2 separate regions of the Homo sapiens genome follow, and region 2 is linked to region 1. Evidence: read pairs that join two places in POLR2A ChIA-PET (ENCODE). Cell type or tissue: PC-9. All regions are shown on one strand. Each heading gives the region's core, and the rest is flanking DNA. Links, peaks and the distances in the headings are about the cores only. Region 1 overlaps OPHN1 (oligophrenin 1). Region 2 overlaps STARD8 (StAR related lipid transfer domain containing 8).

Region 1 (4,392 bases), core at 217-4,216:
GTGGCTCATGCCTATAATCCCTTCACTTTGGAAAGCCGAGGTAGGCAGATCGCTTGAGCTCAGGAGTTCACGACCAGTCTGGGCAACATGATGAAATTCAACTCTACGAAAAAAGCTACAAAAATTAGGGCCAGGTGCTGTGGCTCACACCTGCAATCCCAACACTTTGGGAGGCCGAGGCAGGTGGATCACTTGAGATCAGGAGTTTGAGACAAGCCTGGCCAACATGGTGAAACCCCATCTCTACCAAAAATACAAAAATTAGCCAGGGGTGGTGGTGAGCACCTGTAATCCCACCTACCCAGGAGGCTGAGGCAGGAGAATTGCTTGAACCTGGGAGGTAGAGGTTGCAGTGAACTGAGATCGTGCCTCTGCACTCCAGCCTGGGTGACAGAGCAAGACTCCATCTCAAAAAAAAAAGAAAGAAAGGGAAAAAAAAGCGACAAAAATTAGCCAGGTGAGGTGTGCTTTCTGGCTGCTCAGGAGGCTGAGATGGGAAAATCAAATGAGCCTGGGAGGTCAAGGCTGCAGTGAGCCACAGTCCTGCCACTGCACTCCAGCCTAGGTGACAGAGCCAAACCCTGATTAAAAAAAAAAAAAATCCCACTTAAGCTACTTATTAGCTATGTGATCCTGGGCAAGTTTCTTAACCTCCATTAGCCTCATTCACCTCCTTAAAATTGCTCTGAGAATTAGATAGTGTACACAAAGCAGTAGGCACACAGTAGGTACTCAGTATACGGAAGCTAATAATAATCTTTTTGTTCATTTCCATATTTTTATAATAAAGCATGTTTATATTATAATGCAAAGATACCAATAAACTCAATTATTACTTTTTTTAATGAAAACTGCCTAAGATCATGTAGTCAGTAAATAAACAGGTCAGAGTCTGAACTCAGGTCCAGCCAAATCCAAGACCATGTTTCTAAATCCTACCATATCCCCATGAAGAAAAGTGAGCCAAGATATAAGGGTCATTGCTATGGATACAATATGGTGGCAGGAACAGGATAGAGAAGAGAGCTCAGAGTGAAAGATTACTGGAGTCCAAGAGACCTTAATGAGGGAGAAAGAGTAAATGGCAGACAGGCCTGAAGCCTGGGCCTGCCAAATGATGCTCCTGAGAAAATGACATTCACTTTGCTAGATCTCTCAACAAATAGGAACGTCTTGGGATCATTTTGTACCACTTACTTGACCCTGGCTGGCACTTAACCAGCAGTCAGTCTCCAGATCAGTCAGAAGGGAAATGGGCAAAAAGGTACAAAAAGCCTATGAGAATAGGGGGCTCATGTTCAGCAGTCTCCTCACTCTGCATGAGTGCCATCTTCTTCACTCAAATTCCCCAGTGGAACCTCAGAGGGCCTGGGAGCTTTGAAAGGACACTGGGTTGTGCCCTGCTTTGTGAATCCCGGACCACTGAGTGTGGAACTGAGACCAGGGCTCCAAGAAAGCAGCCAGTGTTAAGACATCCCACATCCTTCTGTGTTCTGAAAAATGGTTAGACTGCAAAGTCTATATATAGACTTTGCACCTCATATATAGCATCAATCTCCATTCTTCTTCATGCCTCCCATAAGACTTGCAGGTGACTCCCTTGTTTACCTGCCTCTACAATACCCCAATTTTCTTCCATTTCTTTGAGATGTTCCTCATTAATAAAGGTTCTCCCTATGGCAATAACTTCCTTAATTGTCCAGTGCATAGTTTTGGTGCTTTTTGTTTTATCGTCTGAGTTGCACAGGAAGCACCATGAAATCAAAAGAGATGTTCAGACTTCCCTAGCTTAAATGGGCTAAACGTTACCAATGTACATATTTCAGAAATTGAATGCTATACAGGAAGTTCTTAGAGAACGATCAATGTTCTTGCTTTCCACAGTATGTTTTATTAAGATTTCTCAATCTCTTTACTTGATATTCTTTTGGGTGGCTGGGGGTTGTTCAATCAATCCTCCCACCTCAGCCTCCTGAGTACCTGGGATTACAGGTATGCATCGCTGAGCCCAGCTTTACTTGATATTATTGATATATTCTTGGTATATTCTAACTATAAGCTTGCTATGTTCATGGTATATTATGTCAGAATTATTATGTTATGTCTGAAGACTTTTTTCTTCATAAAGGTTGTTTACCAATTTTTATAAATATAATATTCACTCTTCCTTGAAAATAGTGTTATTATGATTATAGATTTTTTGTAAAATCTTTTTATGGATTGATATTTCTTTTGTTTTATATGCCACATAAATCCCATGTATTTTTCAGTTGCATTATTCTTCTGGTAATAAAATTTCATCAAGTCTTCCACTTTTGAAAATGATCAGTAATAAGTTGGCCACTGCCATTTTAAGTCCTTTCTCATCTACACATAGGTTTTTATGTTTTAATCTGATGCTTCCCTGAAAGCATTTAGAATCAGCTCCTAGGCTCAAGTGAGTCACTCACATTTGCCTTCCAAAGTGCTGAGATTACAGGCATGAGGCACCGTACCCAGCCCAATTATCACCTTCTCATATGACTTCGAGTCATGGAGAACTAAAACCTGACGGCCCAGATCCCAATAGAGACTTCTGATTACCTTGTATTTTCTCTTTTCCTCAGGATCTGAGAAGAAGCCCTATGCACTCAAGCCCAATAACTTGATATAAACCTCTAAGGGCTTATCACCACAGCAGAAGGTGCATTGGGCTAGAACTTTCCCCAGAAAAGCTATTGCCTGTGCTAAGAAAGTCTGGCAAAATATTTGGTTCATGCATGCCCCTATATGAAAGATAATCAATATTGTGAACAATGTCACCAACTGACATATGAGCTTAAGAGCTTCAAGATGTATAACCAAAAGATTTTCCCCCCACCAATCTCATGAAAATCACTGAACCTTCAGAATTCAACTCCTGGCTCTTTACTTAAATACAATCTTTTACATTAGTGCTTCTTTTTTCATTTTAGCCATTCCTCTTTTAAGATGCCTGACCTCCAGGACTCTAAAACAACTGACATTTGCCACCACTTCTCAAAAGATACTTCAACTGGTTTTGTAGAAAAAAATACCAACAAAAGCCCTCAAGAGACTATTTCTTAGTCCCTTCTTTATCTCAACCAAGAGGTTTATGATCTGCTGTGAGTTGTTTAGCAATGAATAATATTCACATTAAACAAAAATCAGGATCAGGGGACTGACAATGTTAAACCCTCATGTCTCAGAAACCAGTAATGGGTGGCTGATGGAACTTTCCATCTAGAAGTCTGACCTTAAATCAATCTTCTTGGTCCACAAAGGTGTTTCTTTAAATATGTTAGCATAACTGGGGTGGAAATGTGATTTACAGTCTGAGATTTAGAACATGACTTTTATTCCCCCAGGCATAAACAAACAACCCACTAAAACCCCATGGGTGACATTTTCTGGAAAAGATGTAGCAAGGTAGATGCACAGAATAAAAGAACTATGCTATCAGGGTTCACCTAATGGATGCCATGCTCTGCTGATGACAAGATTGAAATTTGAAGTTAAAATACGAGGCCCTCTGAAGATCCTCACCAAATAATTCCCAGGTACCCAGGCTGTAAACTTTAAGGAGGTATATTCACTCTCAAGTGCCAGCCTGTACTTGCACAACCCTGAGAGTAAGTGCCTCCTTAAATCTGAGCCCTAGCCACCTGCCTTGTTTCACCTTAACCCTGGAACTGACTCAGATATCACTTCTCTGAGAAGGCTTCCATGTTTATTCTCCGCATCATCCCGTCCCCCAATACATATACACACCAGTCTGAATTAGGGGCTACCATGTGCTTACCTCTACCATAGTCCTTATCACATTGTGTTACCATTGCCTATTTAGTTATCCACCTCCTTTAATAGACTATGAGCTCCTTGAAGGCAGGAAGATGTGTTCTATGTCTCTGAATCCCTTGTTTATGTCATTTAGTGGACACGCTACCTATTTACTAATGAACAAAAATACATATAAGGGATCCTGAGAAAAGAGTAACCTGGCCGGGTGCAGTGGTTCACGCCTGTAATCCCAGCACTTTGGGAGGCCAGGGTAGGCGGATTACCTGAGGTCAGGAGTTCAAGACCAGCCGGGCCAACATGGTGAAACCCAGTCTCTACTAAAACTACAAAAAATAGCCGGGCATGTATTTACGCATGCCTGTAATCCCAGCTACTCGGGAGGCCGAGGCAGGAGAATCTCTTGAACCCGGGAGGCGGAGGTTGCAGTGAGTCGAGATCACGCCACTGCACTCCAGCCTGGGTGACAAGAGTGAGACTCTATCACAAAAAAAAAAAAAAAAAAAAAAAAAAAAAGTAAGCATATTCTCTTAAGCCTATGTGGCAAACAGGCCTCTTTCTAGCTCATGGTGCTATGGTGACATTGCAAGTCAT
Region 2 (4,392 bases), core at 310-4,309, 400 kb after region 1:
TGCCACGATTAATGTTCGTGCCCCAAATTTTCCATGCATTTCTCTGCGGAGGTAGAGTTCAGACTTGGGGTAGGGGACAGAAGCCTGGGGTATTGGGGAAGTTGCAGAGCCACTGGGGCCTGAGCAACGTAGGGATGGCAGCTTCCTGCTCAAATTCCTAATTATCTGGTTTTCCCCTACCAATTGGAGATTTCACTGAAGTTGTGTCTTCTGGACATCCCATAAATTATCCGAGCAAGTCACTGAACCCTCCCGGGCACATAGCATATGTGTTTAAATCCCCCAAACAGTGCCGGACTCATTCAGAACTCAATAAATATTAGCCTGTGTGCCTGGCCAAGTCACTGCTTGAGCCTCAGTCTTTGGGCTTGCACCTCCTCCCTGGCAGCGGTGTGACCGGAGGGAAAGGCAGCGGCGAGGGCCTTGGAGGACCTGCAGGCAGTGCCCCGCCCACCCAGATTTGGGTGACTTTCTGGCGAGTCCGGTGGGCCAGACTGCGCCCCCATTGGCCGAGGGGAGGTGGGCGGGGCGTCCCTACAGCCCTACTCGCCGACGCTCCCTCCCCACTTGAGCTGAGTGGACTCGGGTTGACAACGGCTAAGCAGCCGCGGCAGCTGCTCTTCTGGCTGGCACCGTCACCCCTGCCCGACCCCAGGCCCCGCGTGTGTCCCGGACGGAGCAGTCCCTCCTGGGCTCGCCTCCTGCCCGCTCGCTCTGTGTCAGCGCCCGAACCCAAAGGGGTGGACGCGGCCTCCAGGTAGGAGTCTGGGCGACGGCAGGGGGAGATCCAGACAAACGGGGGCGCCTGGGGCTCCCTCTCCCCGCTTTGCCTCTCTGGCGCGCTCCGGCTCGGCCCTTCTCCTAGCGGTTCCGCCGGGCGGCGTACGCAAGAGACAGGGAGGAAGCGAGCCGAGCCACCCCCGCCCCTGGGATTGGGGGGTCAGAATCGCCGAAATTGGGGGACCCCCGAGCGCGCCAGCCGCGCGTCTTCCAGCGAAGCCTCGCGAGTGGGGCGGTGGAAGGCAGCTGTCCGCCTGTTACCGCCGGGCCCGTGGGTCTCGCAGCCGTCGCTCTGGGGCTTTGGAGGGGCGTTGCAGCTGGCCGGGGGCGGCAGAGCTTCAGGCTCTGTTGCCGGGTCGCGCCAGATCTCCTGCCCTCTCCTTTCTCTGCTTTCGAGGGCATTTCCAGGAAGCCCCCGTCCGGCTGTATGGGTTTTCCCGTCGGCCACTGCCTCATTGCTTTCTCTCCTGAGAAATGCCCAGGACTTCTTGGTATTAAGATAGCTGCGGGGACCAAGCGAAAACGTTTGGACACGTCTCATCTTCATAGGCCTCATTTTCCCATAAAGTCCAAAATGGGTTTGGATTAGAGGAAAGGCTTTTAGTGGAAGTTTTTGGAATTTCCAAATTAGGTAGTGTGGGGTTCTCTCCACGTTCCTCCTGACACTTGTGAAAGTTGCGCGCTGAATTACGACTCAGGAAACTGGGGTTCAGCCAGTCCATGTGACCTTAGGCGAGTCATACTACTGTGTGGGCCATAGTGTTTTCAGCCACACCTCAGGTGGCAGCTTGATTTCAGTATCTAAAGGGCCCGGTCTCTTTCACCCTGACATTTGTTTACTTGGTACCTGGGGTCAGGCTCCTAACTGGCAGGTAAAAGGTTGTCTCTGAGACGCTCGGGGTGGCAGCAGCTATGCACACGGAGAGCTTTGTGGTGATTATGCAGCTAAGCCAGCTGGAAAACTAGAGTGTGCGTGGAGGGGTGGGCGACAGCAGCCAGACCAAGGTAGGGAGAGGTGGGAGTTTTCTTCCAGAGCCTGGGGCCCCAGAGGTTGGGGGCCTCAGAGATTGGGCTGGCTTGGAGCCTATGCTTACCCCCAAGTCCCAGGGCCTGGCTTCTCTCCCAGTCAGAGCCTAAGCGGGGAGGAGGGGTTAATGAATCACACCCAGGGCTATTTTCAAACCCTGACTCCTCCTGTGCGACCTGCTCCCTCCCCACTCTAGGGTTTGCCGCCCCCCCGCCCCCCACACCTGTATTATTGCCCTCTGAGTTTTCCTCTCATTTTCATCCTCCTGGAATGAAAGGGGGACAAATCTTGTCTGCGGATGCGATGGGAAGGTGGGCAGCCCAAAGGCATGGAGAAGAAGGCTGCAGGTGATTTCTGGGTGGCTTTCGCAGTGGGAAGAGTGTGATGGGAAGGGTGGTGTTTTGCTGTAAGGGCATAGGGGTCGGTAGTGAAACTCTTTCACTCTAAAGGTACAGCTGCCATCTAGCTGGACATTCTGGGCTGGTTTTCATTTTAGGGACGTGGCCTTTTGTTAATGTGTTGGACTTTGGATTTTGGATTTCTGCTCCCTAGACCTCTATATTTAGTGCTAGGAAACACCACACTGGACACTGCCTCTCCTGTTTTTGGAGAATTATGCTAAACCTCTCTGTGCATCTACAGCTCCCCTCCCCCACCTAGAGAGGAGAAGCTGCCTACAGATGATATCTGGAGGTGTTTAGAGCAAGAAGGGCTGAACTGAAGGTGTGCAAAGCAAAGGGGCTGTGTGCGCTGTGTGCTTGCTTGAGACAGGGCTTGCAGTGAGTCATGTGGGGAGGATGGCAGAGCCTTCCTTATTCAAACACAATACCTCCTGAGTTCCAGCAGAGAAGCAAAGAAAGTGGCACCAAGAAGACTCGAATGTTGTCCCTCTCTGTCCTCTTAAAGTTTTAAAATTCCATTATTGGGACTACAGATTGGAGAGGGAGCAGAAGACCCCTGTGTCTAGGTTTAGAGGATAGCAACAGGGACACAAAGGCAAGAAGGTCCCAAAGGAAGGAGGGGATGGAGTCTCCAATTGGGAAGCTGTCACAGCTGCAGCTGCTTTGCTGCTAGGAGACTCCTGGAGCTCCTTATTTGAGCCATGGAAAGTTCAGGTTCAACAGATGGCAGGTTTATCACGTGCAGGCTGTGCCCTCACCTCTTTTCTGGCTAGAAGAAAGGGTTGCCTCTGCCTTGAAAAGAAGAGAAGGACCTTTTGCCTTAGGCTCCCAGTTTGGTTAGGATCAGGTGTCATGGCCCTGGGCCTTGGGAAAGCTGTTCAGCAGATAAAATAGGGACAGCAGATTTCAAAGATACAAGGGCTTTAGGGTGGGAAGTGTGAGCTCCCGGAGATCTAGGTGAGTTTTACATTCTTCCCCACCCCACAACAGGGTAGTTGGGCACTGGGTTGGGCACACAGTTGCTGGTGTCAGGTGTTTATTAAGGGGTCTTGGTTTGTGTGTGCGCACGTGTGCATGGGCATGCATTCGGGAAGGGTCCTGGTAGATAGGAATCAGTGGACTGGAGGCCACAGCCTGGGCCCTTGTCACAAGTCTGAAGTGCTGTGTTTGTGGGTGGAGTTTCCTTTTCCCCAGCCCTGCAGGTTGGTAACTTGCATGCTAAACAGTTGCTGTTCCTGTTTACCTCGACCACACACAGGAATTTTAGAACTGAATGTTAAGTTCCCTAGGAGTTCAGGGTGGTGTGGAGCAAAGAACAGGGGATTGGGAGTTGAACATGGGGAGCTTTAACTCCAGGCTCTGCCGCCCCCCTCAAATTCTCCGACTCTGGGTTTCTCCTCATTTTTTCCACTTCACTGGATTAAACTAGGGGATCCATAGCTAAGTGCTTTGTAAACTACCATGTGCTGTATAAATTATTAGTCATTAAGTTTAGGCTTGGTGCTAGGTCTTGTGGAGGACACAGAGTAAAAACCCCCAGTTCCAGGGAATGTACCATCTAGTTTGGGGGTTAGTGGCATAAATAATACATGCCACTAATTATTTATGTATTAAATAATAATACCTTGGTGAGGACTTCAAAAAAATTATTGTGAATAATTTCAAACATATATAAAAATAGAGATAATTAGTGTACTAAGACCCCATGTACCCATCACCCAGTTTCAACAGCCATTTGCCCATGGCCAATCCTGCCCTGTCCATACTCTTATCTACATCATGCCCTTGTTATTTTGAAACAAATCCCAGAAACCTTATCAGTTCATCTATACATATTTCAATACGTATTTCTAAAAGATAAGGATTCATAAAAACAACCATTATCACACCTAAAATAGTTTCTTAATATTATCAAATAACCGGTAAGTGTTCATATTTCCAATTGTTGAGAAGGACTTATTTGCCCTGGACGTCCATTCTGCCCTGGGAAATCCATTCCAGGGAGTGATTGCTTTTGACTGAGGGGAAGGTGACGGACAGAGGCAGTGGCATTTGAGCTGAACCTTGGAAGAGAGGCCCAGGAAAGGTCCCAGCCCAGATGTTAGCCGCCTCTAGGGCTCCAGATCTGGAGGCTGACCCATGGAGGCTTCTTGCGGAGACTTCCTGCCTTTGTTTCTCTAGCAG

What was found. Peaks named below come from ENCODE experiments on the same cell type or tissue, not always from the same donor. Only the 100,000 strongest peaks of a DNase experiment are listed, where the experiment ranks them.
Region 2: POLR2A ChIA-PET joins it to region 1 with 10 read pairs; 1 of 35 experiments calls an interaction of 5 or more read pairs at or near these places.

What each region holds. Positions count from the first base shown.
Region 1 is chrX:68,290,189-68,294,580 of GRCh38, forward strand. The region is part of intron 3 of OPHN1 (oligophrenin 1); the gene reads right to left. Among named protein-coding and RNA genes, the nearest start is that of OPHN1, 140 kb to the right of the region's middle. In PC-9, for the core only: no CTCF peak of the experiment used is centred there; a DNase peak (open chromatin) is centred at 2,463.
Region 2 is chrX:68,693,070-68,697,461 of GRCh38, forward strand. All of the region lies in intron 2 of STARD8 (StAR related lipid transfer domain containing 8), which reads left to right. Among named protein-coding and RNA genes, the nearest start is that of STARD8, 48 kb to the left of the region's middle. RefSeq lists a silencer at 494-683. In PC-9, for the core only: no CTCF peak of the experiment used is centred there; no DNase peak of the experiment used is centred there; H3K4me3 peaks cover 1,116 bases.